Regions from separate parts of the Homo sapiens genome. Here region 1 is linked to region 2. Evidence: chromatin loops called from intact Hi-C (ENCODE). Cell type or tissue: PC-3. All regions are shown on one strand. Links, peaks and the distances in the headings refer to the core of each region. The heading gives the core; the rest is flanking DNA. Region 1 overlaps LINC03033 (long intergenic non-protein coding RNA 3033). Region 2 overlaps LINC03033 (long intergenic non-protein coding RNA 3033).

The links. Hi-C counts contacts between places; a loop is a spot of excess contacts. Peaks named below come from ENCODE experiments on the same cell type or tissue, not always from the same donor. Only the 100,000 strongest peaks of a DNase experiment are listed, where the experiment ranks them.
Region 1: it touches region 2 in a loop (4-fold over the local background); 5 of 110 quality-filtered maps call a loop at or near these places.

What each region holds. Positions count from the first base shown.
Region 1 is chr14:61,582,100-61,590,437 of GRCh38, reverse strand. All of the region lies in intron 1 of LINC03033 (long intergenic non-protein coding RNA 3033), which reads right to left. Among named protein-coding and RNA genes, the nearest start is that of LINC01303, 16 kb to the right of the region's middle. In PC-3, for the core only: no CTCF peak of the experiment used is centred there; DNase peaks (open chromatin) are centred at 3,757, 4,167, 4,637 and 6,007; H3K4me3 peaks cover 757 bases; H3K27ac peaks cover 3,324 bases.
Region 2 is chr14:61,632,769-61,641,106 of GRCh38, reverse strand. The region is part of intron 1 of LINC03033 (long intergenic non-protein coding RNA 3033); the gene reads right to left. Among named protein-coding and RNA genes, the nearest start is that of HIF1A, 59 kb to the left of the region's middle. In PC-3, for the core only: no CTCF peak of the experiment used is centred there; a DNase peak (open chromatin) is centred at 1,916; H3K4me3 peaks cover 547 bases; H3K27ac peaks cover 2,627 bases.

The DNA.
Region 1 (8,338 bases), core at 224-8,223, 51 kb after region 2:
CTGCCTGGCTGGCCTCAGAGGTGCCTCTGCCCAAGCCACAGCTGCTCCCCACTGCTAATCTATCCAAGTCAATCTCAACACAGTTCGAAAGCCCCTCCTGCTTGCACTCATTTCCTGTGCTTCTTACATTCCCCCTCAGACTCTTCTCCCTGCCTGAGCTAATCTTGTTGATCCCCCCACCACCTCCCGCCTCCACGCCGCCCCACAGCCTGCACCTCTGTCACAGGTCTGTGCATCTGCACCAGCGGGGGTCTGGCCTCTGGCCTCCGTCCGCTTTTAAAGCCTTGCTTGATGATTAACCCACATCTTCCCCAAAGGCTTCTTGGCTGAGCCCAGTTGGCTGCCCAAGTTGATAGCAGCTGCTGTCAACATTTACAAAGGGAGCTCCAGTGATGGTAGCTGACTGGGGTGATTTACGGGGTTTGGCCGTGGTGGGAGTGGGGTTCACATAATTCATCTCCACACGTAGAGCCTCAACTTCCCCAGGGCAGAGGTTTTTTTCTTTTCCCCCTGGGTTTTTGACCACTTCCTCCCCAGTACCCAGAAGCTGAAAAGCCAGTGCTCAGCACTCCAGAGGCTCAGTGCCCTATGAGAAGGCCAGTCAAGAAGAGACTGTCTCCTACAGGACTGGGGAATGATACCTGCTTCTCAGGTGATCAATGCCTGCCGCTGGCAGGAATTGTCAGGGATTCTAGAAGCATGTCCATTATCTTGATGGGCCCAAGTTGTTTGTTCCTAACTCTGAGCTTCATGGCTTTCTATCCACAAAATCTTGATCCTGGGATATTTTTATTTCTCAATCTAGACATCTGCCAGCCTGTCTGACTACTGCAGGGCCCAGCTCACTTTAGTTAGGGGTGACAGTTAATCTCTGATGTCTTTCTCATCAACCTCCTCAGGTAAACATGATGACTCTTTAGAGAGCAAGGTCAAAATTACATCCAAACAGATTTATATTAAAGGAGGGTATTGGGATAAAGGATGCTCTATTACCTTACAGAGAACCAGGTTAATCTAAATGCACAGACGTGGGGAAATGCCCAAGATAGGATGTTAAGTGAAAAAAGCAAAGGTTGCAAAATAATATACACATCATGAGCTTATGTTTATACGCATCTATTTGCATGATTTTTATGTACAGGAAGAGTTAAAAGGATATTTACCAAACTGTTCCATAGCAGTAGTTATGAAAGGGCTTTCAATATTTAACCTTTCTAAATAATTTCGATTCTTTTACAAAGTTATATTTGTTATTTTGCAATCACTCAAAAATAATTTTTTAAAAACAGGGATTTGGGATAGCAGCTCTTACTTTCATCCCATTTAATTATATTTTTAAAATCTACAAAAAATACACAATTTTGCTTCACCTTTTAAAACATACTACTTAAATGAGGCTTTATGTATATCTTCATTGTTTAAATGTTTATCATTTCCGATTTATTCTTTACTTTTTAAATATCTCAAAGCACTTTGGATGTCCCACAAGCTTCGTACTGATGCTGTCCTGTGGAAATCCGAGAAGGCATGATTCTAAACCCCTCAGAAAAACAGCTCCTTGGGGAAATGGTCGAGCGGCAGTTATTCATTGTATTCTTTCAACATACATTATTGAGTGCTACTGAGTACCAGGCTGTGTGCTTGATGCCAGGGCCTAAACAGTTGACAAAAAAGGAATTGCAATTTAAAGGAAACACTCTAGGCTCTTCGGGTGCCCTGGAGCCACAGGCTTGCCCCAACAGTGTAGGGTAGTGGGAACCCAGCACCTCTGCCTAATGGCCTCAGGAGCTTATGCCAGTTAGGGATTGGGTCAGATGCTAATAACAATTGCCAAAAATAACACAGGCTTAAGTAAGATAGTTTATTTTTCTTTCATTTAAACAAGCAAGTCTGGAGCTCGGCAGTCCAAGGTTGCTACAGCAAGTCACGGTCACCAGGGACCAGACTCCCCTTGCCTTTCTCAAGGTCACAAGTTGGTGCTAGAGCCTTAGCCGTCTTGTCTTCATTTCAGGCAAGAACCAGGAAGAAGAGGAAAGAGCTTAGAAACTCCAAGTAAATAGCCTATACCCCTTTTAAGAAGCTTTTTTGGAAGTCTGACCCAATGATCTGTTTCCATCTTATGGGCCATAGCTGCCTGCCAGGGAGACTGGAAAATAGAGACTTTTAGCCAGCCACACTGCCTGGCCATGTAAAGTTAAAAAGTGCCTTTTAAATACTAGGTGGGCAACCAGCAGTTCCTGCCCCAGGGTGATAGATGAAAAGGTGAGTTTTCAAAGATGAAGGCCTCAGACCTGGAGGGTATTTAGATTTGGAAGTAAAATGGTTCAAGAAGTGACATAAAGAAAGGAGGAGAGAGAAATTTATTCAACAAAGACTGATTGAGAGTCTAGGGTCTGCAGGTACTCCAGGTAACAAAGGGAAAGAAGACCCCACTCTTGGCCTCAAAGTCCAGTGGGGGTGGACATCTCACCAAATACTAAGGAATTAAATAAGATAATACTTGTAAAGCTTTCAAATGTCACCTCTCTTTTGAAGTCTTCCTCAAAGTTAGTCATTTTTTTGCTTAAGAATTCAACAGCACAGTTTTCATATCTAAATCCTAACAACTGGCTGGGGTTCTTTGTAATTTTATATGACTGTCACCCCCATTTTCCTTTGCTACCTGGAGTACCTGCACACTCTAGACTCTCCATCAGTCTTTGTTGAATAAATTTCTCTCTCCTTCTTTCTTTATGTCACCTCCTGAACCATTTTACTTCCAAATCTAAATACCCTCCAGGTCTGAGGGCTTCATCTTTGAAAAGTCACCTTTAGGCTCTGGTCTTCTCAGGCTTGAGACAGAGTGAAAAGAGCACATAGGACTGGCCTCAAGTCATCTGCTTTGTGCCTTATCTGCTGTGTGGCATTAGAATAATTGCTTACCCTCTCTGAACTGCAGTTTTCTTCTCTAGGAAGTGGGGATACTATTAGTGACCGTTCGTGTGATGTGAGGATTGAATGAATGAGTTCAGCATGTATCTGGCATGGAGCAGCACTCAGTAGACAGTAGCATCTTTGGTTTTCTTTTCTTGTTATAGTTTCCTTCCTACTCTAATAGAGCATGTCCAGACAAGTTAAAAGTAGTTAGCAATCTTTTGAGCTCTTCCTATGTGCCAGGTCTTCTTCTTCATTTAGTCCTGGCAATAGGACCTGAGGTAGTAGTACCTGAGGTAGGTACCACTGTAATCATCCCCATTCTACAGAGGAGGATACCGAGGCTCAGAGAATCACCCAGCTAGAGGACAGACGCAGGGCCGTAGTCTTCTGGCCACAGAGGTCATGCTTCTAACTGCTACACAACACTGCTTTTCATGTTGCACTTGGCAACTGTTAGCCTCAGCTTGTCTACCATGACTTCTTCCACTGTCCAGTCATTGACAATTTCCCTGGGTGCTCCAGAGCCCACATCACTCCAGGGATAGGCCAGGAGGAGTCTGGGTCAGTGTAAGAGCTTAAAAGTCCCCGCAGAACCCTGGCATCTACACACTCCCCAGAGAACGTTATAAAAAGTTCAGCTTCAGAGTATGAGAACAGCTGTGACCTCAGTCCAGTTGTCATCGTAAGAGGCACCCTTACCTTATGAGAATCCAGCCTCTGAAAAATTCAAAATTATATATATATATATAAATCAATGTGTGTGTGGGGGAGGATGATGTACATTACATAAAGATAATTCACTTTATAAAGTGAGTCACCCCGGGCTTCCTTTATTTAGCCATCTTTCCTTGTGCACTTACAGTGATTTAATTTTTTAAACATTCCATTTATATGAAACTTTACAGGGACATGTCTATTAAGCTAAGTGAGATACACCCATGTAATTTCATGAGCTTCATATTGCAAGGAAATTGCTACAAACCCTGTCTGAGAGAACCCTTTCCCTTGTATTTTTCTCTTCCAAATTTTCCCCTGAGGAAAACTTTTTGAATCCTATTATAGGAAGAACATCATTGAAAATCATTCAATTATCACAAAAGAAAGAAGTTAATTTTAGCTGTGCTGGGAGCTTCCACCAACCATTCCCATCCTTTTTTAGCACTGGAAAAGTACAGTTTCTTTTCCTAGAATTTTAAAACGTGGAGAGATCTGGGAATCAGTAGTTAAGGATCTGGCCGCCAGCCAGGGGCAGAATGCTGATGACATCACGGAACTTAGAGGCCAGTAAAGGAAGGGACTGTTCAGAGAGTTGGCCTTCCAAGCAAGGTTGGCCTTGGCTGTTCTGGGCACACTGTACCAGTGGGTGGATTAATGAGGTGCCTTCCTGACCAGGCTGCCAGTGATGGGGCAGAAAATCACCAGCAAGAAAAGGGCAGAAGGCAGAGAGGGAGGAAGGAGAACAGGGGTGAGAGTCTTTAAAACCTTGGAGAGAAGAGTGAAACCTATACTTTCATTACATCTTGTAGTAATTTAAAACCATGCTTGAATGTGAAACAGAATCTTTAGGATGCCAATGACTAGAAGCTACTCAATCACCAGCCTGAACTGAAAAAGAACAAGGAACCTAAGCATTTAAAGCCTTTTAGGAGTGGTCTTCTAGAGGAAACCAGAGCCTGCTGTGAGTTTACATTTCAGGAAAACCTGGCCTGGTGAAGCCTGCCCTGACTCATGCCTATGAGCTGGAGCTGATGTTCATTGCTCGGAAAGGTCGATGTTCCTTCTAAAGCAATGAAACACAGAGCTGGGACCCAGGACTGCTCAGAAATCCCCTGGAAGCTCTTCTGCACAACCCTGTACCTACCTACATCTTTTTCTTTAACTTATTTTTTTTTCTTTTAAAGATAGGTCTCCTTATTTTGTCTAGGCTGGATTCAGATTCCTGGACTCAAGCAATCCCATCCTCCTCATAGTAGGGACTATAGGTGTGCTGGCTTACCTAGGTCTTTAAATAGGGCCTGACTAGGGTGAGGCCAACAGGTGTATAGGGCATAAGATTTAAGGAGGTTCTCACTCTCAGGGCTGTGCAAGTGCAGGGTTGGCTCCTGAGAGTGGCCACCTCCTTAAATTTGCATGCTATACACTTGCCTGGCCTCACTCTCCCTGCCCTGCCTTTCTAACTCCCCATTTAGTAACTCCCAAATTCTAATTGGTTAGGGATGGGGTATGGATATTTTTAAATGCTCCTCAGATAATTCTAACGGGTAGCCAGGATGGGGAGCCACTGCTTTAAGTGAACAAGGGTTGGTGGTAAATTGAAAGAATCCAATTGAAAGCCAAGAATCAATCTTGACTTTATCTTTTTCTATTGTGTTAACTGGGGGAAACAATTCTTATCAAATTCATTTTGGTTCAGTCTGTTCACTAGCAGTCACAAAGGGTCCTGTACAGGGTTGCCAGATAAAAAACAGGACACCCAGTTGAACCGAATTTCAGATAAACAACAAATAATTTTTTAGACTTTTCTGAAATTCAAATTTAACTGGGGATCCTGTATTCTCGTTTGCTAAATCTGGCGACCCTCGTTTCACATGACAAGTCAAATGTGTGGATTTAACTGCATGGGGCAGCATTTCCTAGTTTGTACTACAGAACACACGCTGCAGTAGATATAATGTGTATTATACCAAGAAAAAAAATTTGAGTTTGGCAAACATTGGGTGAAACAAAGTTAACTGGGTTTTTTGACTGTAAAACTTCTCAGAGTCTTTGATATGCAAATGTTCAGTGACCCCTCAAGTTGGAGACTTGTGGAGTTCCCAAACTTACATAACGGGGGACATCTTACATAACTAATGTTCCAGTAAACTTACTGCAGAAAACACTACTGGGAGAGGAGGGGGTGCTATTGAAGGGTTTTAAACAGTCAAGTAACAAGATCAGACTAATGACTGAGGTAGATAATTCCACTTTCAGAAGTACCAACTTGAAAGGAACAAGCACAGAGCCCAGGCAGAAGGCTGTGTTATTTTAAGAGGGCTGCCATGACTAAGTGCCACAGACTGGAGCTTGAACAACAGAAGTGGATTGTCTCACAATCCTGGAATCTGGACTTGTGAGATCAACGTTTGTCACAAGGATTGGTTTCATTTTGAGGACTCCTTCCTAGGTTTGCAGATGGCCGGTTTCTCCCTGTCTTCACATGGTCTTCCCTCTCTGTGCATCTGTGTCCTACTTTCTTCTTATAAGGACATCATGATGGCTCACGCCTGTAATCCCGGCACTTTGGGACGCTGAGGCGGGTGGATCACGAGGTCAAGAGATTGAGACCATCCTGGCCAACATGGTGAAACCCTGTCTCTACTAAAAATACAAAAATTAGCTGGGTGTGGTAGTGCATGCCTGTAGTCTCAGCTACTCGGGAGGCTGAGGCAAGAGAATCGCTTGAACCCAGGAGGTGAAGGTTGCAGTGAGCCGAGATCGCACCACTGCACTCCAGCCTGGCAACAGAGTGAGACTCTGTCTCAAAAAAAAAAAAAAAAAAAAAAAAAAAAGGACATCAGTCATATCGGATTAGGGCCCAGCCATATGACCTAATTTTGCCTTAGTTACCCATTTAAAGGCCCTGTCTCCCAAAACAGTCACATTCTGAGGTGTGGAGAGGTTGTTGAGGGGATATAATTCAGCCCATAACAGAGAGCTTTATAATAAATCTACTGACAGATGATGGAGGTTGTGAATCAAGGCAGTGGGGATGGGGAGAAAGATTGAATCCCAGAAATATTAAAGAACCAGAAATCAAAGGACAGGGGAATTCATGAGACATGGTGAATGAGCAAAAGTAAAGCAGAGTTTCGAGCAAAGAGTAGCACTCAAATATTTTTGTTGCCATCCCTTTGCTGTTTCCCGAGTCTAGAATAGAATCATGTAACACAAATTCATGCTCATAATGCAGTGTTTGATTGAATTCATTTCTGGGATAGATGCATGAACAACACAATTATTAAATATTTCCTGGCTGGGTGTGGTGACTTATGCCTCTAATCCCAGAACTTTGGAAGGCGGAGGTGGGAGGACCACTTGAACCTAGGAGTTCGAGACCAGCCTGAGGAACATAGTGAGACCTGTCTCTACTAAAAATGCAAAAAATTAACTGGGTGTGGTGGCACGCACCTGCAGTCCCAGCTACTTGGGAAACTGAGGTGGGAGGATCACCTGAGCCCAGGAGGTTGAGGCTGCAGTGAGCCATGATCATGCCACTGCACTCCACCCTAGGTGACGGAGTGAGACTGTCTCAAAAAAAAAAAAAAAAAAAACACGTTTCCTATTTGCCAATATGTCCACTAATTTTTATATTGGGATGATTGACTAATCTCTGCATCATCTCTCTCCACTCTTGGAAAGAGATGTTGAGCATTATGGGAGTGCTCATCTGTGCCAGATTAACGCTGCTCCATTGGTCTCCAAGGAGAAAAAAGGCTTGGTGAAGAGTCTCTGACTTGGAAGCAATGCCTTGAACAGACCTGGCTCCCTTGGGGGCTGTGGTTTTCAGGCCCTAGTCCCTGTCTTCAATCTAAGAATTAGTCAAAATGCAGCCAATAACTTTTGGAAGTGGAACTCCTAGGCAAGTTTTGATAGTATTAAAAAATCACTGGGTGGGTTAGACAAATGGAAATGTAGCCATAGGACATTTTGAGCAGCAGCCTTCAGTTTTACATGTTCTACAAAACAAAAAGAAACTTTTGGTATTGCCAGAGTCAGGACCAAAGACCCACAGGTCAACATACCCTCCAAGCACCAGCCTTTGGGCTCTCTTTCTGGCCTCCTTTGGCCTGGGCACCTAGAATATCAACAGCTGGACCGCCATGGTATGAAGGGGGTATACTGGTAACACTCTAAAAATCTGCCAGAACTACCACAAGCTAGGACCTATCTTTGCTGAAGTGTGCAGAATTCTTGTTGATACAAGTGTTCTTTCAGTTAAAAGCCATAAATTCCTTCTGGTTTAACTAAGGAAGAAAAAATCAGTTGGGAGAACTTGGTTCTTTTCCTTTTTGTCTCCTGAGGATTGATGTATTGCTCAGCCTTTTGGCCTGTCCAACAAGTAAGGAAGGATGCTGGCCAAAGTGCAACCATTGTCTGTCATCTTTGACTCTTTGGAGTCTGTAATCTTCCATGGTTTCTTCCTCTCAGCTTACACTTGAAGTCTACTTCCTTCCAAAGATTTTCCCTTAACCAGTCATCTCATAGCACTTAATATTTTGCCTCATTGTAGAGCTGGAGGCTTGCCCTGAACTCCCTGTTCAAGTACTATCTCCTTGAAAGGCAGAAAGGAATTCCTCTGTGATCTCCCATGGCTCCTAGCACTTACCTTGATAATGGCAGACTGCACTGAACTGGTCCTGAATCGGATGCAGCATCTCTG
Region 2 (8,338 bases), core at 313-8,312:
AAATTGAAAGGGGATATTTTTATTCTCCACAAGGAGAAACACAAGTAGTTTTGAGAACAAGCCAGCATTTTGTCTTCACTTGCACCTGCAGATGTGTCCCGCACCCGGGTCCTTCTAAGGTGCCACCTGCCAATGCCTCTTCACACAGCTTTCTCAGCCCTGCCAGCATAGTCCCTTTTCTTCAGCAACAGAGAAGGGCATTGTGGCTCAGGGTTCCCTTGGGAATGGGTGTTTGGAATAAAAATAACGCCACAATACCATTTCCACAAGTGCTCTACATGGCTTTAAAGAAAGCCTCTTGGTAAAAGTGTTTCCATCCCTGTCCTGAAGCTGGGATTCTGCCTGAGCTATTTTCGGCCTTGTTTCCAGTTGCCGCTGGCCAGTGGCAGGATTTCACACTCGGCTGCCACATCTCATTACTGCCCATTGCGCCCTTTTTCGGGAAAGCTTCTCCTCCCAGGCTGACACAGGTGGGAGGCAGGCGGGAGAGATGTTGCCCCTCCTTGCTCCTGCTGGATGCTATGGCCGTCTGGTGTATCTGCCTTTGGCGAGGCAGGGCCTGCGCCTCATCTTCCTGAAAGACAGTCCCTTCTCTCCCTAGGCTGTGAGCACAGGAAATTTAACCACTTTCTTGGGAAGTTGCAGTCAGAAATGTATCCAGATAAATCCAAATGTGGGAGACTTCTCTACCCTGCTCTCTGCCCTGGGAAGCTGAGCTGCAGGACAACATGGAGAGGTTTCCTTGCACACTAGCTTCTGGAGGGACTCAGCCAATGAGGAGCCCCAGGAGGACACTGAAGGCAGGGGACTGAGGTCAGGTTATATTCCCCTGACTTCCTCCCTGTGATGCTGCCTCGTGAAGCTGTGGTCCTTGACTTCAGTCACTGCGCCTGTCAAGGTAGTATATATATCTCTGCACAGGACCCTTTCCTTCTGAGTCCCAGTAACCACAGTTGAGCCTTGAACAATGCAGGGGTTAGAAGCGCTGAGCCCCATGCGGTCAAAAATCCATGTATAACTTTTGACTCCCCCAGAACTTAACCATGAATAGTCCACTGTTGACCGGAAGCCTTACCAATAACATAAACAGTCGATTAACACATATTTTGTACGGATTACATATTGCAAGTAAGCCAGAGAAAAGAAAATGTTAAGAAAATCATAAGGGAAAAAACATTTATAGTACTGAACTGTATTCATTGATATGTAAGTTTATTATGTTGCCTGTTTTCAAGATGGACATCTGTCTGGAATGGTGAGGAACTGCAGCTGCAGACCTTGATGTATGGTGCATATTGAGCAATTAAACTTTTTTTTTTTTCTTGTTGTTTTTTTGAGACGGAGTCTCGCTCTGTCGCCCAGGCTGGAGTGCAGTGGCGCGATCTCGGCTCACTGCAAACTCCACCTCCTGGGTTCACGCCATTTTCCTGCCTCAGCCTCCCGAGTAGCTGGGACTACAGGCGCCCGCCACCACGCCCGGCTAATTTTTTGTATTTTTAGTAGAGACGGGGTTTCACCGTGTTAGCCAAGATGGTCTCGAGCTCCTGATCTCGTGATCCGCCCTCCTTGGCCTCCCAAAGTGCTGGGATTACAGGCGTGAGCCACCGCGCCCGGCGTAAACTTTTTCTTGTAATATCATGACTTTTCTCTGCCTCTTGGGAGAACTTCCAGCATCACTAGTGGCACTTCGTATGGGTCCCATGGTGTTATTCAAGGTTTACAGTATTGCACTAAACAGGATGAAAGACACAGGAGAACCGCAAGATCACTTTTTACAACAATAAGAAATCTAGTAGAGAGATAAACTGCTTACTTGGAGACGATTAGCAACACACGCGTTTTAAGTGGATACCTGCAACAGTTGAGCTCACCACAACGGCAACAGGAGATGGCTATAAAATGATGACAGTAGTACAGTATGTACTACAGTTAATTTGATGCAGTTAGCGGTTACGATTAATGCTGCATTTTTATGTTTGTTTACATTTCTCAACTGGGAATGGAGCCATGTGTGGTCTGTAAATGTGTACGTTTTGATAAATTTTAACTTTTTATAATAGACTTGTGTATATTTTATGGTAGTAAATGACGAAATAGGCTAGTATCTATAGTATCTACATATATTTTTTATATTCATGACATACCTCACTTTTTCTTTATTTTTTCCCTATTTCTAGTCTCAGTGGTTTGTCTGTTTTTCAAATTGTTACAAATCTCCGAAATATTTGTATATAAATGGAACTCAGTTCAAACATCTTGTTCAAGGGTCAACTGTATTACTTCGCTTTATCCTTTCAGGCAAAGGTGTGGTAACGTCTCTGCAGTTACTAACTTGGGTTATTGCACTGTTCCCTGTGGCTCTATTGTATCTCACCCACATCTTTATAAACAGTACCATTGTAAATGTTATCCAAAGTTGAGTGTGCCAACTATTTGCTGTTGGAGCTTTTACTTTTAGATTCTAGACTGGAGAGACACTAAAAGTTTAACTAACAGGGATCTTATAGATTTTGATAGATTATTTGGTTTCAAGGAACCAACTCAGACTTTCATTGAAAAGAGGGTTGACTGAAAGGACACAGTGGATTAAAAACACAAATGAAGTCCAATAGGAATACATCAACCTCACTGAGAACTAGAAAGACTATTTTATTTCAGGCCTTGCAGTTTCTTGTCTGTATCAACTGTTCCATTTCCTCTACAGAGCATGTTCCCCTGTTTCTCTTGATTCTTCCTTCATATCTATACCTTATAACTTCAGCTCCTGTGTGATTTTGGCTTGCCAAGATACAGACTTCCTTCTTCACCTCTGACCTGGTAGTTGCACTTACTAATTAAGTAGCTGTTATTGGAGCATAAAGCAAATTAATAAGCAAACTAACAAGATTGTAGTTATCAATGAGGAGATAAAAACCAACTCGAATTCTTTTTGGAAGAGGCAGAGTACAAATGAGTGTTTGTAAATGTGGTGCATTGCTTAAGAGATGTACCTACCTACTTCTATAGAATAAAAAATCATGATGTATGTCTATTTATGTGCCCATATTTCTCAGAAGTGAGAAGTAAGTCTTCCAGAGAGTTGAAGAGAACACTGTTGTTCTCAAACATGATACTTAGGGACAACCTGGGATGAGAGGCCCAAGTTTTTTGTACACAGCAGTTTAGTGGCTCTGTTTCCCTCAAGCTGGTCTGAGTATCTCTGGAACAGACTTGTTTAAACCTACAAATAGGGATAAAGAATCCACAGCAGCTCCAGGGGTGAGCTCAGCCACTCACGATGGTTGAGTTTATTAGACTTCAAGAGATGCTTTGAGTAGTCTATGAGAGGACATCTGACCCTTCCTTCTGGTTTGCCCAAGCTCTAAATAGAACCTACTGACCAGGATTTTCTTGTCTCAGAGAAGTCTGGTCCATAAGAGTCAACTGGTGAAAAGAGTAGAAGGCTAAACCTGGATTTATGTCAGCCAAAATGATATTTGTTGTTAAAAAGATCACTTACTTTAAAATATTTGTTTTATATGAGGAAACAGAGACCCAGGAAATTTAAGTGGCCTACTCCTGGTCACACAGAGAGTTGATGTGTGCGATAACAACTGCTCTTCTTTAACTGACTGCCTATAATACTGAAAGTATTTTCAAATCTAGGATGACCAGGATAGAGGAATTGTTCAGTGTTCATAGAAAACCCTTGGGAGAGCGACTTCCATAGTGGGTTGATCAGAGGTGAGGGTAGCATATAACTTATTGTTCAAACTGAGACCACTGTCAGAGTGAAAAGGAGTGTTGTTAATAATGAGGCTAGAACATCAGGCATAGTGTGGAAGTGTCTCCCTAAATAACAGGCCATTAGCAAGAAGTGGTAGAGAGGAACCTCTAGGCTAATCTAAGAACTCAGGGAGGCAGGGGAAATAGGTGTCCATGTGACTAGGTCCTTGTCAGTGATATATGCCAAGGTTCTGAGCCGCTGGCTACTGAAATATATAGAAGATGGACTCCTCTAAAACATGGAGCCTTAGGCTGAGGTTCTTCATATAATTGGAGGTTTACTGTTCCCTTTGACGGGAAAGGGGAACCATTTATCTCTCAAATTATAGACCACTAGTCTATTGGACAGCTCTGACTTCTCAAATTATAGGGTCAAGTTTTTCGGTCTAGTACCTTGTATGAGGAACAAAGAAGTTGTGGTGTGAATTCCATACTTGCTCTGTTCTCTTTTATTTCATAAAAAAATAGCTAAGAGAAATGAAAGTCCTCTTAGAGTGCATATCAATGTCCTCATCTATCTTACTCCATAAGCAAGGGACCAAACTATATAATCTGTTTCCAGATCACTGGCCATTAATGCTTCTTCTATGTTTGTTATGGCACCACTGTCAAAGTTTTGTGTTAATTAAAACTCCAGCCCTAAATTGTAGGAAATAGGGTTGTGTTTAAGTTCTCTATCTCTTCTTTCCAACATATATTTAAATAACTTGTCCCCGTTATGCAAAAAATAGGATCCATGCCTTCCAGTAGAGCAAAAAGGAAGGCAAGTTTTTATTGAGGATTTGGCTTATTTTTTTTTAACAGAAGCAAATGAACCTACTGACTAATAATTTCCAGGAAGAGCATTATGACTAAAGCATAGCAAAACTAAAATCTCTCAATTGATAGTTACTCTTCCTTAATAAATTGAAACATGAAACAACTCCATCAAGTAGATAATTTACTCATTCACTAGTTATTTCCTTCTATCAATGACCCTTAATTTTCTTGCATCTGGCCCTGAACTTGATATTAGGGGTTAGGTTAATTTATGATGTTCATTTTGGGTTTCTTCTTCTTCTTCTTCTTCCTCTTCTTCTCCTTTTCCTTCTTCTTCTTCTTCCTCTTCTTCTCCTTTTCCTTCTTCTTCTTTCTTCTTTCTTCTTCTTCTTCTTCCTCTTCCTCTTCTTCTTCTTCCACTGTCATCCAAGCTGGAGTGCAGTGGTATGATCTCAGCTCACTGCATCCTCCTCCTCCTGGGCTTAAGCCATCCTCCTACCTCAGCCTCCTGAGTAGCTAGGACTACAGGCACATGGCACCATGCCCAGCTAACTTTTTCATTTTTTGTAGAGATGGGGTTTCACCATGTTGCCCAGGCCGGTCATGAACTTCTGGGTTCCCGTGATCCTCCTGCCTCGGCCTCCCAAATTGCTGGAATTACAGGCATGAGCCACCATGCCTGGCCTAGATTTTTCTTCTAATCCATCCTTCCTAATCTAAAAAAGAATAGTATTGTGGAAAATTAGATATTTTCTGGAAGACTTAGTGAAGTTCTTTCATAATCAAGACAGTCGATTGTTAACACCTGTTCTTAATATTTTTTCATGTTGAAACCACGTTTTCCATGTTGGCACAGAACTCTACATTGTCAACCAGGTTCTGATCTACGTGTATGGATAGACTCAAAAGTTGTCTTTTGGAAAACTTTACCCTAACTGGTAGGCACCCTCTAATTTATGCCAGCATTGAAGGGGAATGACTTGTTCTCTGGCCAACTCTGAAGGATAATTCTTCTTCCCTCATTCCCACTTTCTCAAGTGCCTGGCTAGATTTCCTTTCAGTCAAAAATGGTGTCTTTCTACTTTTCAGTGTCAGAAAATGCCCTTTGATATTTTCCAAGGCTTTCCTTTAGACATCTGATATGTGAAAGCCACAAACCAAGGGATGATACCTGGTTATTCTTCTGGGTTCCCTAAGTTTTCTCCTTGTGTTGAGTTGGAGCAGCTTCTCAGTCACAGTGTCAACATATACCTATATGCCCTTTGAGAAACTCTCAGAATTATATAAGCTGGAAGGCATTCCAGGTCTGCATTTTTAATGACCTTATTTAATAATGCATGCTATATACAGATGAAATTTAATGTTTAAATACAAAATCACATTTACGTACAATGTTATATCCTCTATGTAATAAAAGGAGTCATATTTCTGTCATTTGCTTTTCTACTTAAGAAAAAGGCTTTACTCCCTCTTAATCCTCCCAAGTCTGACGTGAAGTCAGGCTGTTTCATATTTGACACCACTCGGAAAATATCAGGAAGGTGGAAATCATGGTGGAGGCACGGATTTAGCATTTTTGGTCTGTGATTTTTGCTAAGTAAATTGTAGTATGTCTGAGTCATTCTCTCAAATCCTTCTGAGTTTGGGGGAATGGGACTATTGTTGGGCCACTGTTTGGGACTTAACCCCCAGAAAATTCAAGTAGAGGATTCTATAAATCTGTCATCTGCTATTAACTCTGCTGTAAATAGAGGATCAGGTACAGTTTAAGAAAATAACATAATCAAGGTATGGAGTTTCTTGGAGATAACACTTTTCTATTTCCTTTTATGAGAAAACATAAAGGTTGTACTAAGAAATTAAATTAATATATTTTGAAACTTATTAATAGTAAATTATCCCATTTAGTACATGTTCATTACTTAAAAATTAAATATAGACCCTTCAAATAATTCAATATTTGAGTTGAGAGGGATCATAGATATAGAGGAAAGGAGAAGGATCATTTTGGCAGAGAGCCCATATTGCAAATAATTTGATATTAATACTAGTTAGATGGTTGAATTCTGTCAATGATTTACCTTATTTTCTAAATTAAAGCAGTATTAAGATTATACACATACTAATGTCCCCTTGATTTGCATTCAGATGTGCTTTCTTGAATGGGAAAGAAAGAAGAGACATAACTGTGGAATTTTAGTGGCAATTTGTTAAACTTTTGAGCATACATATATCTGTTTTGCTGAAACCAAAGAATTGGATCATGAACAAATAAATTTCTTATGCAATTTCACATAATGTCACCAATAAAATACTGAGTTATAATTTTATACTTTCAGGCTTTATATAGGATCAACATAGGAAAAGTTACCTAGAATACCTTCATAATTTTACAAAATTGCAGCTGAAGACATTGTTTTCCATTTTCTAAGGATCCTGTAGAAATTCATCCTTGAAACCAGATTGAAAATTTTTCATTTTAGAAAAATTTAGAAAAATTATAGTTTAGAAAAACTAAAAATTAGAAAAATTGTATTTGTTTGCTCTAATCAGGCAAGAAGTCTAATATAACTTAATATATAGCCCGATATGTTTCTATTTTTGTCAAAGCCACTAAAAAAACTCAAATTAGATTCATTGCCTCACTGTACCAATTAATTTAGTTCAAGTACTTGGTGATTTTAATTTTTCTTTTCTTTCTTTTTTTTTTTTTTTTGAGATGGAGTCTCATTCTGTGGCCCAGACTGGAGTGTGGTGGCACAGCCTCGGCTCACTGCAACCTCCACCTCCTGGGTTTAAGTGATTCTCCTACCTCAGCCTCCCTAGTAGCTGGGACTACAGGCACATGCCACTGTACCTGGCCAATTTTTGTATTTTTAGTAGAGACGAGGTTTCACCACGTTGGTGAGGCTGGTCTTAAACTCCTGACCTCAAGTGATCCGCCTGTCTCGGCCTCCCAAAGTTCTGGGATTACAGGCATGAGCTGCTGTGCCTGGCTTATTTTTCTTATTATAAAGAATTAATCATTTATTTGTAAATGGCATATAACCATATTAAAATAAAAAAGGTATAAACATGAAATAGATTAAAGTAGGCATTTATATGCATAAATTCTGTGTGGCTGCTTTTTAAACATTCTCATTATCCAGAGTCGTCTGTTTTTGTTTTGTTTTTGACAACACAGGCATTATTTATAAGGCTGAAATATAATTTCATTGATTTTGTAAATAGGGATGATTATAAATAGCAAGTTTGTGAGAAGTATACATACACTTTTTTGACACAAGAATTAGAGGTGATCATAAAATTAATTTTTAATACTTTGCCAAATTGGCCAATGGTCAGGAATAAATATTGGCTGCTTTGTTAATGTGCTTATTTTCAGGTCTTTAACAGTATGATCTGCCTGGCCATTGGTCTCAAAAATAATTATGGATGTAGGTTTTGTTCCACACTTTAGAGTTCACCTTGGTAAATGAATACATTCTTTCCTTACCACGTCTTGTGGGGAAAATGAATATATTTACATGAAGCAAGTAGCATATTGCCTGGGGAGAGATGAGCCTTGGCTGAAAAGATGGAATTAGATTTATGTGACAGCAGCTGTTCTGCAATATGTGTAGCAATATCAACCAATTTTGATTCTTGAAATAAGTATGCTCATATTTCCTCCTAACTTCCAACCAAAGTTATGCTTAGGTAGGAACTATGGTTCATAAGGATACTCACTTCATCAATATTAAATGTAATAATTACAACTAAAATATATATGCTACTTTATGGTTTATAATATAAATGGATAGGCAGGCAGCCA